3 separate regions of the Homo sapiens genome follow, and all the other regions are linked to region 1. The links are chromatin contacts, found by Hi-C or POLR2A ChIA-PET in ENCODE. All regions are on one chromosome and are shown on one strand. Each heading gives the region's core, a stretch centred on a gene start or an enhancer-like site at or near the end of the contact. The rest is flanking DNA. Distances are from core to core; before and after follow the strand shown. Region 1 overlaps SRBD1 (S1 RNA binding domain 1). Region 2 overlaps LINC01121 (long intergenic non-protein coding RNA 1121). Region 3 has its middle 36 kb from the start of LINC01121.

What was found. Hi-C counts contacts between places; a loop is a spot of excess contacts on that map. ChIA-PET counts read pairs that join two places held with the same protein, here RNA polymerase II (POLR2A). Pooled maps may share reads with other maps.
Region 2: a loop to region 1 is called in a map of OCI-LY7, with 3 times the contacts of the local background. The contact joins two enhancer-like sites. A Hi-C loop is called at or near these places in 4 of 168 maps with a recorded cell type or tissue (OCI-LY7, PC-3, chondrocyte and 1 more) and 1 of 50 pooled maps. POLR2A ChIA-PET finds 5 or more read pairs at or near these places in 5 of 52 experiments (AG04449, OCI-LY7, PC-9 and 2 more).
Region 3: a map of aorta shows a loop between it and region 1 (2.4-fold over the local background). The contact joins two enhancer-like sites. A Hi-C loop is called at or near these places in 3 of 168 maps with a recorded cell type or tissue (PC-3, aorta and tibial artery) and 2 of 50 pooled maps. POLR2A ChIA-PET finds 5 or more read pairs at or near these places in 1 of 52 experiments (OCI-LY7).

What each region holds. Positions count from the first base shown.
Region 1 is chr2:45,437,541-45,442,636 of GRCh38, forward strand. All of the region lies in intron 16 of SRBD1 (S1 RNA binding domain 1), which reads right to left. Among named protein-coding and RNA genes, the nearest start is that of SRBD1, 170 kb to the right of the region's middle. Within about 2 kb of position 2,776, at least 2 of the 41 ENCODE cell types and tissues checked have a DNase peak (open chromatin) inside an H3K27ac peak, as active enhancers do; they include PC-3, where a contact is called at or near this core.
Region 2 is chr2:45,181,778-45,186,873 of GRCh38, forward strand. All of the region lies in intron 4 of LINC01121 (long intergenic non-protein coding RNA 1121), which reads right to left. Among named protein-coding and RNA genes, the nearest start is that of LINC01121, 71 kb to the right of the region's middle. Within about 2 kb of position 2,979, at least 3 of the 41 ENCODE cell types and tissues checked have a DNase peak (open chromatin) inside an H3K27ac peak, as active enhancers do; they include PC-3, where a contact is called at or near this core.
Region 3 is chr2:45,288,498-45,293,593 of GRCh38, forward strand. No RefSeq gene overlaps it. Among named protein-coding and RNA genes, the nearest start is that of LINC01121, 36 kb to the left of the region's middle. Within about 2 kb of position 3,099, at least 2 of the 41 ENCODE cell types and tissues checked have a DNase peak (open chromatin) inside an H3K27ac peak, as active enhancers do.

The DNA of each region.
Region 1 (5,096 bases), core at 1,526-4,025:
ATCTTACACCCTTAACAAAAGTAAATCAAAATGAATCATAAGACAGACATGGTGGTACATGTTGATATTCCCAGCTACTCAGGAGCCTGAGATGGGAAGATCACCTGAGCTCAGGAGGCGGAGGTTGCAGTGAACCAAGATCGTGCCACTGCACTACAATCTGGGCGATAGACTAAGACTCTGTCTCAAAAACAAAGACAAAAAATGAAACAAACTCACATCAAAATGAATCATAGACCTAAATGTAAAACATGAAACCATAAAACTAGGCAATAACATAGGAGAAAATCTAACTAAACTTGGATATGGCAATGACTTTTTTAGATACAACAATAAAGGCACAATTCATAATAGAAATAATTGATATGGATTTTGTTAAAATTTAGTGTCTTTATGATACTATAAATAGTGAATATAGGTTATTATCTGTTTGTCTAAACCCATAATGTGTAACATTATACCATAATGTAAACTATTAACTTTGACTGATAATGATATGCATTCATCAATTGTAACAAATGTGCCATTCTGGTGCAGAATGTTGAGACTGGAGGGGGCTGTGCATATGTGGCAGGAAGATTTATATGGTAACTCTCTGTAGTTTTTGCTCTGTTGCGAACCTAAAACTGCTTTAAAAATAAGTCTTGAAAAAAATCCCTATATGATTCATTCTGATCTGATAGTCTGATCTGAGAGTTAATTATCTGATTACCAGAAGAAAATTCAATACTCTTTAAAGGAAGACAACAAAATTTGTATTTTCAACAACACAGAGCATCCACAATATCCACCATGTAATAAAACTAGCTAGACATACAAAAATGCAGGCACATGTGACCAATAACAGAATAATGGGTCAACTTATCCAGCAGAAACCAAACTAGGATGACCCAGATGTTGGAAACAGCAGACAAGAACTTTAAAGTGGCTCCAGGACTTAAAGGCAAATATGGTCCCAAATCAATGAATAGATGGTAAACAGCAGTAAAGGAATTAAAGCTTTAATAAACAAAGAATAAAGAAATACAGCATCTGAAATAAAATTATTGAATGGGCTTAACAGCAGATTGGAGTAGAAAAATAAATAAATCAGTGAACACGAAGAGAGATATGCAGAAATTATCCTATCTGAAGACCAGAAATAAAAAAAGAAGGAGAGGCGAGGATGGGGGGTATAAAAGAACCTTAATGAACTGTGGGACAAGATCACAATGCACAACTATATGTAACTGGAGTCCTGAGAGGGAAAGAGAGAATAGGGCAGATAAATATTTGAAGTAGTAACAAAACTTTCCCCAATTTTTTCAAAAACATAACATAATGTAAAGATGCAAGAAGCTCAGTGAACCCTAAGAAGGACAAAAACAAAGAAAACTATACCTAGAAACTTTATGGTCAAACTGCTGGAAAACAAAGATAAAGGGAAAATTGTCAAAGTAGCCAGAGAGAATGTACATGTTATATATGGAGGAACAACAATATGAGTAATGGTTAACTTTTTATCAGAAACAACAGAGGCCAGGAGACAATGAAACGGTATCTTTAAAGTGCTGCACACACACATACACACACCACAACCACTTGTCAACCTCAAATTCTATATCTTTAAAGATAACGGAAAAGGGATTTTTAGATAAATGAGATCTCATTGCCAGCAGACCTACACTACAAAAAAATTTTAAAGGGAATTTTGCAGACTAAAGGAAATTGACACCAGCTGGAAAATATATGGGTAAATATAAAATTGTGCGTGTTTATTCTAATTTTACTTAAAAGACATAAAACCAGAAAGCAAAAAGTAAAACATGGTATTCTAGGACATATATATATATATATATAAAACAATTGATGAATGCATATATATATATATGCATATATATATAGCACAAAGAAGGAGGTGAGGTGGTAAAATATTAACCACTGTTGACTGAGAAGATATGACTGTGTATTATAATCCCTAGAGTAACCACTTTAAAAAAAATGCAAAGAAGTATAGCTGAAAAGTCAACAGAATTAAAATGAAAAACTAAAAATGATTTGATTTTCTGCCAAAATAAGGCAGAAAAGGAACAAGAAATGATCAAAAAGCAGATGGGACAAACAAAGCAAACAGCAAAACTGTAGACCTTAATTCAGTTATATTAATACTTATATTAAATGTTAGTAAAAACTCCAACTAAAAAGCAAAAATTGTCTATAAAGACTGTATCACTTAAAATCTTTGCATTTTTTTCTGCAGGTAGATCATACCGAAAAAAAAAAAGAACCATAAGTAAAAAATACAACCTAAGTTTCTAACCTGGTAGGCCAGATAATCAGTTTAGAAGACAACAGCAGTGCCCTTAACATCTGTCTCTCGGGTTTCATAGCTAGTGGCCGGGGTGCAAAATATAGAACACTTCTGGTTTTTGTCCACTGCAATCTGATAGCAGATGTCCTCCCCAGATGTCTCACCTCCTGACTCTAAAAGGTAATCCTTTTCTATATAAAGTATTTTGTAAAGCCAGAATCATTCTCAGCATAGCTTCTGTAGACCACATAGGTAGTCAGTTAATGACACAAGCTTGCTAGTTAGCTGCTTGTTTGGTTCTCATTCCATAAATAGACGTTAAGATACTGATCCTGCCTTTAAAAGTTTCTGGTGATGATTAAAATTTAAACAAAATATATAACTTCTTTATGAATCATGAAACTAAAAAAATGAGTCTTTTTGTATGTTATCTAAGAGTCCTGTGTTTAAATTTTAATGCAGACAAACTTTCATTCTTTCCTCCAGTAGGTGTTCTTATGTCCCCTAGTGGATACAGGTCGATATGGTGGACGAATGATAGGGCAATACTGGCTAAGTAAAGGTTCATAAATCCTAAATGTCTGCCTTGCCCACATATTTTTCCAAACCAGTACCTTGCACTATTCTAATTTACCATAAACAAAGAAAACATTAGTATATCTGAACTGGACCACACCTATCTGCCCCCATGTGTGGTCACTGGGCTAAAACATAGTTCTGGCTCATGACATATGCATGAACAAATGCACACCAATTAGCTACACATTTTGACCTGACATAATACAAAGGAGTTGACATTTCCACTGTAAATCTCTATTTTTAGAGATTTATAGCTTAGTCATAAAAGTGGACTTTAGAAAAATCAAGAGTGCAAACTTTTAGCCATAAGAAAGAATTTTTCCCTTCTAATAAATTAAAACAGTGTGTAGAAAATCTGATCTGAAACTATGGTTCTGTGTGAGAGAGACAGAAAGAGAGAGACAGAAATAGAGGGAAGGAGGGAGGGAAGGCAGGGAGGCATCCTCCTGGTGTTCAGAAATTTTGACAGCCATGTTTAAATTATTTGTCTGTTTGAGGAGACAGAGGTTGGAGAAAAAAAGAGTATTAACGCATAATAATAAAAAAAGGCTTTTCTTCTCCACATGTAGAAAAAAGGCTCTTTCCTAATGTTTCCAGTAGTAAGTTCTAAAGATACATTTTCTCTTCCCAAATACACATACATGTATGTGGCCACACATGTAGTCAGATGTGAACTGGCTTCCAGCCCATTATTATTATAGACAGTAAACCTTTCAAATTAGACCTGAGGCTGACACTGCCAGGACAGGATCCACATTAATGTGGAGTCAGAGAGTTAATATGGAAAGGAAAGGTTTCCTTTCGCTTCCATGTCCCATCTCTACATAACCATGGCGACAGAGCCCAGGCACTCCATGTGATCTGCAATGATCCTCCACACCTAGCCTCATGCACTGGTGGCAGTGAAGACCAGGCTGCAAAACTCTGCCTCCCATACTGTTCCTATCCCCATTTCCTATTTTATCCATAGTATTTATTATCACCTGATGCACACAGGTGTGTATGTGTGTAAGTAAATAAATATGATTTGTTATTGTATCCTGGTACATAGTACGTACTCACTCTAACTGCTGCTTTAATTTTATTTCCTTAAGTACTGGTTTAGTTGAAGATCTCTTTGTTCATTTGCTGGCCATTTAGACTTTTCTTTGTATTCCCACTTCTTAACACCATGCTTCTTAGTACATAGTAGCTACTCAATAAATTGGGTAAAGGAAGGAAAAACCAGGGACAAATTTCTAACAGTTCGGCTTTTGGATTCTTCTTGCTGAAGCTGGGAATTTGGTTTAAGAAAAAGAATTGCCCTAAAATAGGAGGAGATACTGGTGACGTGGCATTGCTTGAGGGCATTACAGCAGCACAATCTCAATTCCTATTATAGAAACGCTTTCTTAGCAGGCATCAATCAACAGCAAACTCAGAAATTTTAAAGTGAAATTTAAGATGTCCTAACATGTTAAGACTGACCATAGCCATAGGCCCTCCCACTCCAAGCTGCCAAATTCTCATGCCAATACTTTCTGGGTAGGTTTTTAGGTCAATAAAGAGTTCCTGTTAACTCACACCCTAGTCAGACTAATCTCTGATGCTTTAATTGGAAATGTTTAAGTCTTTCTTTTCCTGGGAACTCAAAACTTAAGCTTCTGTCGCTTCAAACATGAACTAAAGTACAGCATCTTGTCATACAATAAAAAGATACCAAAGAAGCTGGGAGATTTAGAACCGGTATGCAAAGACACACTAGGAAGTCCTGACATGTCAGCTCCCAGGTCAAGCCTTATGAAACTCATTTATGGGATGTCATTTACCACAGACAGATTCTCTATCTTATAACTGACATGGTCAGAAACCAATTAAGCACCTCTAACAGAAAGGTCCAACAGCATACGTTGGTACAGACACATACCTTGATGCAATTAATAGATATGGGAAAAAACTTATATGAAAATGTTGCCTTTAGACATAATCTTTTCTTTAATGTTCATTGTAGTAGGACTCATTTTCCTGCAATATCTCCCGTTCTGGGAGAATTAGGTGAAACCACACCCATTTGACCCACAGACTAACTGTGCCGTGGACAACGGCTAGGTCACAGAGTTAAAGAAAATACAAATTGAAGAATTCTGGAATTTAGAAAAGAGATATGGATATTACTAACTCCTCTTTACCAGGGAGAGAATCCTACGGTATAGGAACCAAATGTTGGTCCTTAAAGAAACAGCTATAT
Region 2 (5,096 bases), core at 1,729-4,228, 260 kb before region 1:
CTGTACTTTTTCAGACTCTTCTTTTTAAGAAGCAGGCATCCAGGGAGGAGGATGATTAGAAAGAAGCCTCAGTTCTCGGCTGGGCATAGTGGCTCATGCCTGTAATCCCAGCACTTTGGGAGGCCGAGGTGGTGGATCACAAGGTCAGGAGTTCGAGACCAGCCTGGTCAACATGGTGAAACCCCATCTCTACTAAGAAAAATACCAAAAACAATTAGCCAGGCATGGTGGCATGCGCTTGTAATCCCAGCTACTCGGGAGGCTGAGGGGGAGCATTGCTTGAACCCAGGAGGTAGAAGCTGCAGTGAGCTGAGATCGCGCCACTGCACTCCAGCCTGGGTGACAGAGCAAGACTTCATCTCAAAAAAAAATAAATAAATAAAACCAAAAAAGAAAGAAAGAAAGAAAGAAGCCTCAGTTCTCTCCTCCGTGAAATGCCGTGCCTACTTCAAAGGCTATTAAGAGAAACAAGTGCAATCATACGTGTGAAGGTGAAAAATGAACACTAGCTGCAAATACATCACCCTAACTTCATTTTAGAGCTTTATTAGACGTGTTAGAATGTAAGTGCCGTGAGGGCAGGGCCTTTGTCTGTTTGGTTCACTGTTAAGTTCACTATTAAGTGCCTAAGACAAGGAACTGAGTTGCATAAATACTCTGTATAAATATTAGTTGAGTGGATGAATGACTTTCCCTTCTAATTTGAAGGATTGGAGCCACCAGAAGAGATGGTTGGGGCAGTGAAGGCAAGGGGTGGTGGGTGAGTGGGCAGAGGTGACAAAGATAAAGCAATCACTTAACTGATGTTCCTGCAAGCCCTGGCCTGGGAGGTGCTGAAGTCTGCTGATGCTCTCGGAAATCAGTGGGCTTGGAAGAGGCAGGGCACAGGGTATGCCAGTGCCCATGAAGCCTGGGAAGGGAGTCAGGAAAGACCCAGCAGTTGCACATGGCACCCGGAGAAGCGGCACCAGGGCCTGATGGACTCACCCGATCCATTTCCGTGGAGTGGTGCAGTCTCTGCCAAGAAAAACTTTAGGACTTGACAAGATTTGGCAAGTCCCTGAAACATGAATTTGTGCAGTGTAAAGTTACAAGGGCCTTTTGGCAGATGGGGCAAATCCAAAAGACGGTGGAAAAATGTGCATGGGATGTCAAAACTCACTATTTCTGCAGGAAAGTGCCAAGGAAAGGGAAGGCTAAAAGAGGGCAGAGAATGAAGACACACCGTCCCCATCCCCCTAAACTGGCCACACATTTTTCTGGGTCAGACACATCATAAAATGCTATAGGACTGAATGAATGCAATGAATGTGGCATATGTTATTAAAAATAACCAGGGTTCCTCACTGCAACCACAGTGAAAAATACCAACCAGGATGCTTACTGAATGGAAAAGTTCTTGCAAATAAACTGTCCCAGTAAAGGACTCCAGCCTTGATTTCTCACCCTGAGTGTTCCTTATGTCCTTATGCAGAACAAGAATCACAACCAGCCATCCCCCAGCTGCCCACAAATCTGATCCTCATCTCTTCATTTATTTATTTATATTTGAGATAAAGTCTGCCCAGGCTAGGGTGCAGTGGCATGATATCAGCTTACTGCAACCTCCACCTCCTGGACTCAAGCGATCCTCCCACCTGGACTCAAGCGATCCTCCTGGACTCAAGCGATCCTCCCAACGTGTTGGGATTATAGGCATGAGCTACCACACCTGGCCGCTTATTGATGTTGAAATCTGACTGGGTAATTTCCCAAATTTATACAAGGATAGACCAGACCAGCCACTCTTTTTCTGGTAGATAAGTCAAGCGGGGGCCCAGCAAGACCTTCCAGATGTTGCTAGGGGGGTGAGGTTTCCACACACCTGGTCCAGGATCCCCTGCATGGGGAGGAACCACTAGGGCAAACTGAGCTCTCCATATGACCTAGAGTCTGGACCTGCAACAGAAGAGGTCAACATTTGGGGCCAACATAAAAATAACAAAACTTTAGGGAATGCCTGTGACGCATTGTGGAGACATACGCTTCAGGTCTCTTCCTTGATATACCCACAGCAGCATGGCAGAGAAGCTAAGAGTCCATTAGACTCAGGATCATATCCTGGACCTTGATCTTACTAGCTGTTTGACTTGGGGACATTACATTGCCTCACCGTGGCTTGACTTCATCAGCTGTAGGGTGGGAGTAATATTTACCTCATTGACTTATGAGAGTTGATTGAAATAAAATGTGTAATGCAACTAGTACAGTACCTGGCATATAGGAGGTATGTGACAAATAGTATTTGCTGTTATTTTTAACTGCAATTTAATAAAACAATTTCCTTTTGCTCTCAATTAGCAAGGCTTCAACTCCCCATTGCCCAGCCTCCAGGAAGAGAAAGAGGCCCTCCTATGCCTCCTGACATCGCATTCCCTACTCCCCAAACTCATCTGCTAAAGTTCTCTCATGGAGAGGATAGCAAGCAGGTGCCCAGTTGAGTATGGCTCAAAGTGGCCCTCCAGTCTCATGAAATTGTTTTGAAGTCTCAGCTTTAATTTAAATACGCTTGTCAACTTTGCATTTTACTCCATAAAATCTTTTGATATATTAAATCTTATCAGTTTGTTCTCCCAGAATTTTTGAGTAACTTCAAGATTCTGTGAAGACAAATGTTCCCCTTAAACACATATCCCTGTTGGAGAATCTCACACTAACATCACCTCTGCCAGTGGAAGGTCAGCAGGTTCGAGGAGGGAGGCTTCAAGTTAGACCAGCAAGGATGACTTCATGGAAATGGTGAGGCCTGGGCTGGCCTAGTAGGATATGGACTCATGGGAAGAAGGAATAAATGTCTTGAGCAGAGGTCTGGAGGTGGAGAACACAAATGGAACTCCCAAAGAACCATGAAGAAACACGGTTCTGGAAACCAAGAACGAGGATTCCTTCTCAGCTGAAAGTCACTAATCTTTGTGTCTCATTCCAGTAAAACCCAATCCCACAGGAGTCAGAGTTGCATTCCAAGGCCATCAGTCACCTTCAGCAGCCACACACTCCCATCTCTCTCCTTACTCACTCCGTACATGTTTTTCACCTGGACAGGAGCCCCTGCACAAGCGTGGCTGGTGCCAGGCATTGCTCTCCAGCCTCCCTCAGGACTTATGGTCATTAAGACATTTCTCATAATGAACACATAAGCCCCAACACACCCAGCCCTCCCCGCCCATCTCAGCAGCCAGCCTTCAAGTTTTGCCCTCTGCCATCCCAGGCCAGGCACTCTGTCACTGTGGGAATTGTCCTTGCTTTCCTCCCTCTCCCCTTCCTTCCTCTGTGAAGCTTCCTTCCTGGAAGTTTTAAGGAGAGGCCAGAGCCACAGAGCCACATGGGAGGCTGGATTCTGATGCTCCATAAATTGAAGCTGAGTTCTCCTACATAAGACTGCCTCAGCACGCTCAGCAAACTTGCTTCTCTTCACCAGACCACTTCCGTTTTGCTCTTCCCATTTTAGCTGTCTTCCTCCAGGATCCAGTGGAGCCATACAGGAAGCACAGCAAGGGGCAGTCAGTTGGAGGACCTAACAGTGCCTTCTGCCCCTGGCACATTCACCAGAGAAGAAGACTACTCTGGGACTCACCAGTATGGGATGGTGCTATGGCAACAGTCTCCTTGGAGCTCACTGGATCCTTAGAATTATTTTGTGATGCTTGTTCTGCATCTTGAAATGACAACCTGTGCCTCTGGGACTCAGCTGCAAGGAAGACAAGTGGAAGGCAAGTGGACATGTTTTTCTGTGTATCCCAAAACAGGTAGCAGTGTCCTTGCAGGTGAGAGCCCTCTTTCCACTTGCTCCCTACAGTGCTGAGAACATTATAGGTCTTAATAATACTTGATGAAAGATATAGTGGTTTCCAGCCAACATGTTTAGATATCTATCCCTCTTCTCCACATACACCGACATGGAGTATCGATTCTTTAATTTGGAAAGACAGAAGTTGCAATAGGGCAACATATAATGGTATTACAGGCTAGGCAATCAGATGAAACATGGAGAACCAACTTAGGTGGTCCAGATATTACAGCGTAACTCTCCATCTGTAAAATGGAGATGAAACTACCTAAATAATAGGCATGTGGTGAAACAATTTAGCAAAAGTGAACATTTAGCAAAGGGTTTAGAACATCATAGATTCCTAGTAGTAGTCATTTACTTCTTTCTCTCTTTGGTTGGTCATCAAATTCGAGTTGGTAAAAGTAAAATGGCTCCGTTGGAAGCTAGGAGAGAAAGATATATCCACTTAAGACAGTAGGAGGTCAATTTATGAAATTAACTCTTCCTAGATGTGGCCCTGATGGAAAAATATGAAGAGCTCACAGGAGTATTTGGCTATACCGTGATAGCTGTTTCTCTGAATGTTCAGTCCATGCTCTGCCTTCTGGGGTTGTGGAGATGGCTCCTCACAGTCCCATCCCCAAGCCACACCTGAGTGTCTCAGCAGTCATGAATTCTAGGCTGGACAGACCCCGGGGCTGCTGACGCCACGGAGGCCTTTCTTGGGCTCTGGCCTTCTTTGCCCCACTCTGGCTGGCTAACAGCCAGCACCCAAGCCTTAAGTTAATAGGAGACAAAGAGTGGCTTCAAAAGTCTCCTTAGGGCTTTGGGGAGGAACTTGGAGATGCTTGAAAGGGGTACAGGAAGAACAGATCCCATGCATCACTGCTTCTCGTCAGTAAGGTGGGTCATGGTGGATGGCACCCATGGTACAGTCCTTTCTCCACTCTGGCAGAGGCTAAGATGCTGCCTCTTGATCAGAGAATAAGCACTTAAGGCAATCATAACCAATGCCAGCATTCTCCATCCGCGTGGAGTGTGCAGAACTGACCACGGCTGACAGCATTTAATTTCCCAAACTAAACTGGGTAGAATTTGTTTAATATCTGTTTAGCTTCAACAACCCCATTGAACATCAAGAACAAGTCAAAAGACCAGTGAGGTTTCGACTAAACTGGATTTGTTTGTTTTTGTTTTGTTTCACTGCTGTAAGGAGAGGGCAAACACTACAGAATTCTGTAGAATGAAACCACTTGCTTAGTGAAATTGCCTTAATTTAAACAGCGAT
Region 3 (5,096 bases), core at 1,849-4,348, 150 kb before region 1:
TGGCTAATTTTTTTTTATTTTTAGTGAAGGCAGGGTTTCACCATGTTGGCCAGGCTGGTCTTGAACTCCTGGCTTCAAGTGATCTGCCCACCTCATCCTCCCAAGGTTCTGGGATTACAGGCATGAGCCACTGCACTTGGCCAGTTTGTTTCATTTTAACTACTTTTCATCCTCCATTTAGAATCGATGCATTACTTAGAAGCACCAAATATTTTTCACCTCTCTGTCACCCGGAAATGACAGCAGTGAGTCTGCTGGTAGCAGCCCTGACTCATCCATCAAAAATATTAAATTGGATTTTAATCACATCTGGAATTTCAGATATAAACTTTCACACATATGGTGAGGAGGGAGTTTGTACTTCAGTATCCTTCCGTTCTTAAAGGTAAAAATCTGAGTCTGTTTAAGAATAAAATACCTAAGAAGAAAGAAATCTTCTGATATGATTTATGGGATACCATATGGAACCTGGAATTTATTCTTGAAAGCAATTGTGTGCAAAGAAATTAGCAGATACTAATTGCTTTTGGGAGAAAATTGCCTCTCATTACAAACTATTGGATTTTTAAAAATGAGCTCCTTCCCAGCAGTGTGAACATCTGGATTCCCAGGGGCTATGGGCAATGCCAGAGCCCCCTTTCAAGCCCAAGACAGAAGAGAGGTATTGCAGACTGCTGAGGAGATTTGCATGAGGAAGGTGGCAGGATGTGGACGTGTCAAATGCTGCTTTTTGGCTCACAAGGTCAATCAGTATGGGGCCATCAGAAGCACTCGACTGTTTAAAATCTCAGCTTCAATGTTGAACTCAGCTTGGCATTCACGGCTCTCTAAAATCTGGGCCTTGCCAGCTCCTTTTCCCTCTACCTTTTCTCTCCCTCTATCCCCCAAAACCTATGCCCAGTCCACAAAGACCTCCTCCACCCTGGAACAATGGTCTCCCCTTTCTTCATGAATCCAAACCCCTAGCCTTCAAGGCCCATCGCAAAGCAACTTCCTCCCCACTGGAGGCCCTGGAGCAGGCCAGGCCTCTCCCCAGTACCACCGTGGAAAAGCTGTGCTCCAGCCTGCCTCCTGCCGACTCAACTTCTAACAGAGGGGAGAAGGCAAGGCTGGAAGTCTCCTACCCACAAGGTCCTTCTCAGGGCTCATGCGCCAGATCCTTACAGTTCAGACCCCTTTCCTCCCACACAGTGCCATGTTTTGGGGTGAACAGTCAGGCAACTTTGTGCCCCAATCTATAATGATCAATAAACTGAGCAATACTGTATCAAGATGAGAAAACTGCATTCCCAGAACTGCCCCCAGGGCTCTTTGGCTGGAAGGAATACTTTGATAGTAGAAGGGAGTGAGGCAGGACCCTCCAGGGGTCATTCTCAAGTAACAGTAGAGGGTCTCTAAACTGCACTTAAGGGCCCAGTTAACTCCATGGCCTGGGGCTCACTGACCAGCTTTCTGGTTCATAGATGATGCCTTCCCATTATTTCCTCCCATGGTGGAAGGCCTGAACAAGCTCCCTTGGGCCTTTCCAGTGGGTTCTTTTTAACTGTATGCTCCCTTTTTATGTTGAGGAAAGGTGGAGTGCTGCATGGGGAGGGCACACAGAAGGAGGACCTTCCATTGTAGCTGCAGCTTCTCCTCTGGTCTTGAGCAATTAATTCTGCTCTGGCTCCAGCTTATGTTCCCTTCTCAGTGAGCCTTGGAAATCCCCAGTTTATGTGTGATTTGACACACACTTTTGTTTTTAGTTGGCTGTTTCACTGAAGATGGAAGGCCACTTACTGTGTATATTGTGGGGAGCAATGGTTTTCCCAAACTGTTTTAGCCATGGAACTCTTTCTTCAAATTGAAATCTCATGTGGAAGCCAAATACTTAAAACCTCAGGCCCACGGAATAGGCCCCTTCCTTTTTGATCCCTTAGGGTTTTCTCTTTAGCTCCATCTCGGAATGAAAGTGATGAGCTCTGTCTTACTGTTTCTGCAAACAGACACTCCACATGACCTGCTAGATGAGAGAGGGTCCTCCACACACATGCCATGGAAAAATGAGCTGCCGCCAACCCATGCTGGAACGCCCTCACCTACTTTCCGCTGGCTGACTCCACACTGACTCTTTTGAAAATTTAAAGCTGTTCTTTTTCCTGATGAAATCAGGTAATTGTTCCAAAATTCTAAAACAATAGGTAATGCAGCAGGTGTTGGGGTGGCAATTCGCACAATTTTGAGCACCATGTTTTGTACTTGGCTTCTCTGCATTGCACAAGGGACTATACCTCTCTGCCTAGGCCTTCAGAAAAAGAGTGAAAAGAATGCTTTCTTGGCCAAGCATGGTCGCTCACACCTGTAATCCTAGCACTTTGGGAGGCCAAGGCAGGTAGATCACTTGAGCCAGGAGCTCAAGACCAGTCTGGGCAACATAGCAAAACCCCATCTCTATAAAAATAAATAAACAAGTAAATACATAAATAAAGTTAAAAAACGCATTCTCATTTGCTAACTCTCCCCTTCTCCCCTCACTTCCCTTTAACCCTTTCATCCCTGGTGGGGTGGGGACCCTAACCATCTCCACACTTTCCCCTGGAGGCTCTCCCTCTCTTCACTGAAGTATCAATTCCTAACTCCTGAGGTCCCTTTCCATCCCTGGCAAATGGGATAGACTCCAGCAGCCTCCTGTGAACATCCTGGGGCCTCTTTCCAGCCTGGCATCTGATGCTTTAGGAAGTGAGGGAGGGTACACCCTGGTCTCAAGGTCTTTGGACATCTTGAGGGCAGGGAGAGAGAGAAGTGTCCCTTTCTGAATGCAGTTGTCTTTTTCTCAACCTTAACTCACCATCATGAGAATCTATCCCTTAAAACAACAATAACAGAATTCCTTGGCTGGTCATCAGAAGAGATTTATATTCTTCCCTTAACATGGCTTTGACCTATCTGATACTGGGGGAAATGAGTAACCCTTGTTCATGAATGGTACTATGTCCAAATCTCTTCTCTATAATACTGTCTAGGATTCTTCCTTGGTCAGTGATACGGTTTGGCTGTATCTCCACCCAAATCTCAACTTGAATTGTATCTCCCAAATTCCCACGTGCTGTGGGAGGGACCCAGGGGAGGTAATTGAATCATGGGGGCTGGTCTTTCCTGTGCTATTCTCGTAATAGTGAATAAATTTCATGAGACCTGATGGGTTTATCAAGCGTTTCCAGTTTTGCTTCTCCCTAATTTTTCTTTTGTCGCTGCCAAGTAAGAAGTGCCTTTCACCTCCTCCCATAATTCTGAGGCCTCCCCAGCCATGTGGAACTGTTAAGTCCAAATAAATCTCTTTTTCTTCCCAGTTTCAGGTATGTCTTTATCAGCAGCACAAAAATGGACTAACACAGTAAATTGATACCAGTAGAGTGGGGCATTGCTGAAAAGATACCCAAAAATATGGGGGCACTGCTGAAAAGATACCCAAAAATGTGGAAGCGACTTTGGAACTGGGTAACAGGCAGAGATTGGAACAGTTTGGAGGGCTCAGAAGAAGACAGACCTACCCTTAACCTGGTGGGCACAATCTAATCAGCTGCCAGTTAATATAAAGCAGGCAAAAAAATGTGAAAAGCTGAGATGGGCCTAGGCTCCCAGCCTACATCTTTCTCCTATGATAGTTGCCTCCTTCCCTCAAACATCGGACTCCAAGTTCTTCAGTTTTGAGACTCGGGCTGGCTCTCCTTGCTCCTCAAGCTTGCAGACAGCCTATTGTGGGACCTTGAGTTCATGTAAGTTAATACTTAATAAACTCCCCTTTATATATATATATACGTTCTATTAGTTCTGTCCCTCTAGGGAACCCTGACTGATACAATCAGAGACCATGAAAGGGGAGGGATTTGTTTTGTTTGTTAGTTTTAACTACCACTGTCAGATAAAAGTAGAGCTGGTCTCATTAAAATGGTGGGTGGGTAGTGGAATTCCCCGCCCTCTGAGCCCTCTACTCCGCTCCTGGCAAACTCCCTGAATAGAGTTGCTACATTTTGCAAGTAAAAACACAGGACAACCAATTAAATTGGAATTTTAGATAAACAATGAATAATATTTTAGTATACAGTAATTATGTCCCAAATATTGCGTGAGACACCCCTACCCCTGAGACACCCCTGGGAACACCAGGACTCCACAAAGCACTAATTGAACCCACTGTTGCAGGCAATATTGGTATCAATGAAGTAGGGGCTCGGGGTAGCTGATGTCTAAGGTTCCTTCATCTCAAGGACTCTGTGATGCCTTATGTACCAATGCACTGAGGGAGGACACAGAACATGGGTCAAATCATGGTCCCTTCTGGAAAGGGGCCCCCTCCTTCTCAAACCTCAGCTCCTGACTAAGCCCCTGACTGTGGCTCTGAGTGTGCTATTGTCTACTTTGGCTCAGGAGCCTCAAACCCTGACCCTTGCTCCTTCCTCATTCCCATCATGGCCTCCTGGCAGCACTTCCAGGTGACCACCAATACTTGATAGTGGGCTCTGCCTCCAGCATCTCCGTTACCTGCCCTCCAGTCTGGGGCCCCTCCCTAGTTTTCAAGAGCCACCACCTGGCACCTCTAGTGAGTAGTGTGTAGCTAGGGCTTGGTGAGGACATCAGGCTCCCCTCAGAGCAACACAGACCAACCCTGCCTTGCAACAGGAAGCCTCTGGCTCCCAGAATTAAAGTCCATGTCAGGAAAGTAAATGAGGTTTCCCTTCCTAAAAACAATCAGCCAAGATCGCCACATGAGAGAGAGAACAGTTTAGTTTGGCCAAAGTCAGGTCTAACAGAAAGTGTATGTGATAAGCATCTCCTGGCTCAGTGAGGGATACAGGCCAAGGAGGAAGGAGGAGCCGGGTAGGGAACTCATGTAACCAGAAGACAACGAATGAGAGGAAATACAGCCTGAAACACAGGAATGTTTTCTAGCCTTGGTTCACCGGATGTGTTGAAGCAGGCTTGCAGTTAAAAAGATAAAGATGCTGACAAGAATGCTAGAGTCATCCTCCGACCTCATCTTTCTCTCAAACCTAAACACACAAAAAACAAGAAAAGAAATAGAAACATCAAAATTAACCTCTCCATTTCTGCCTCCT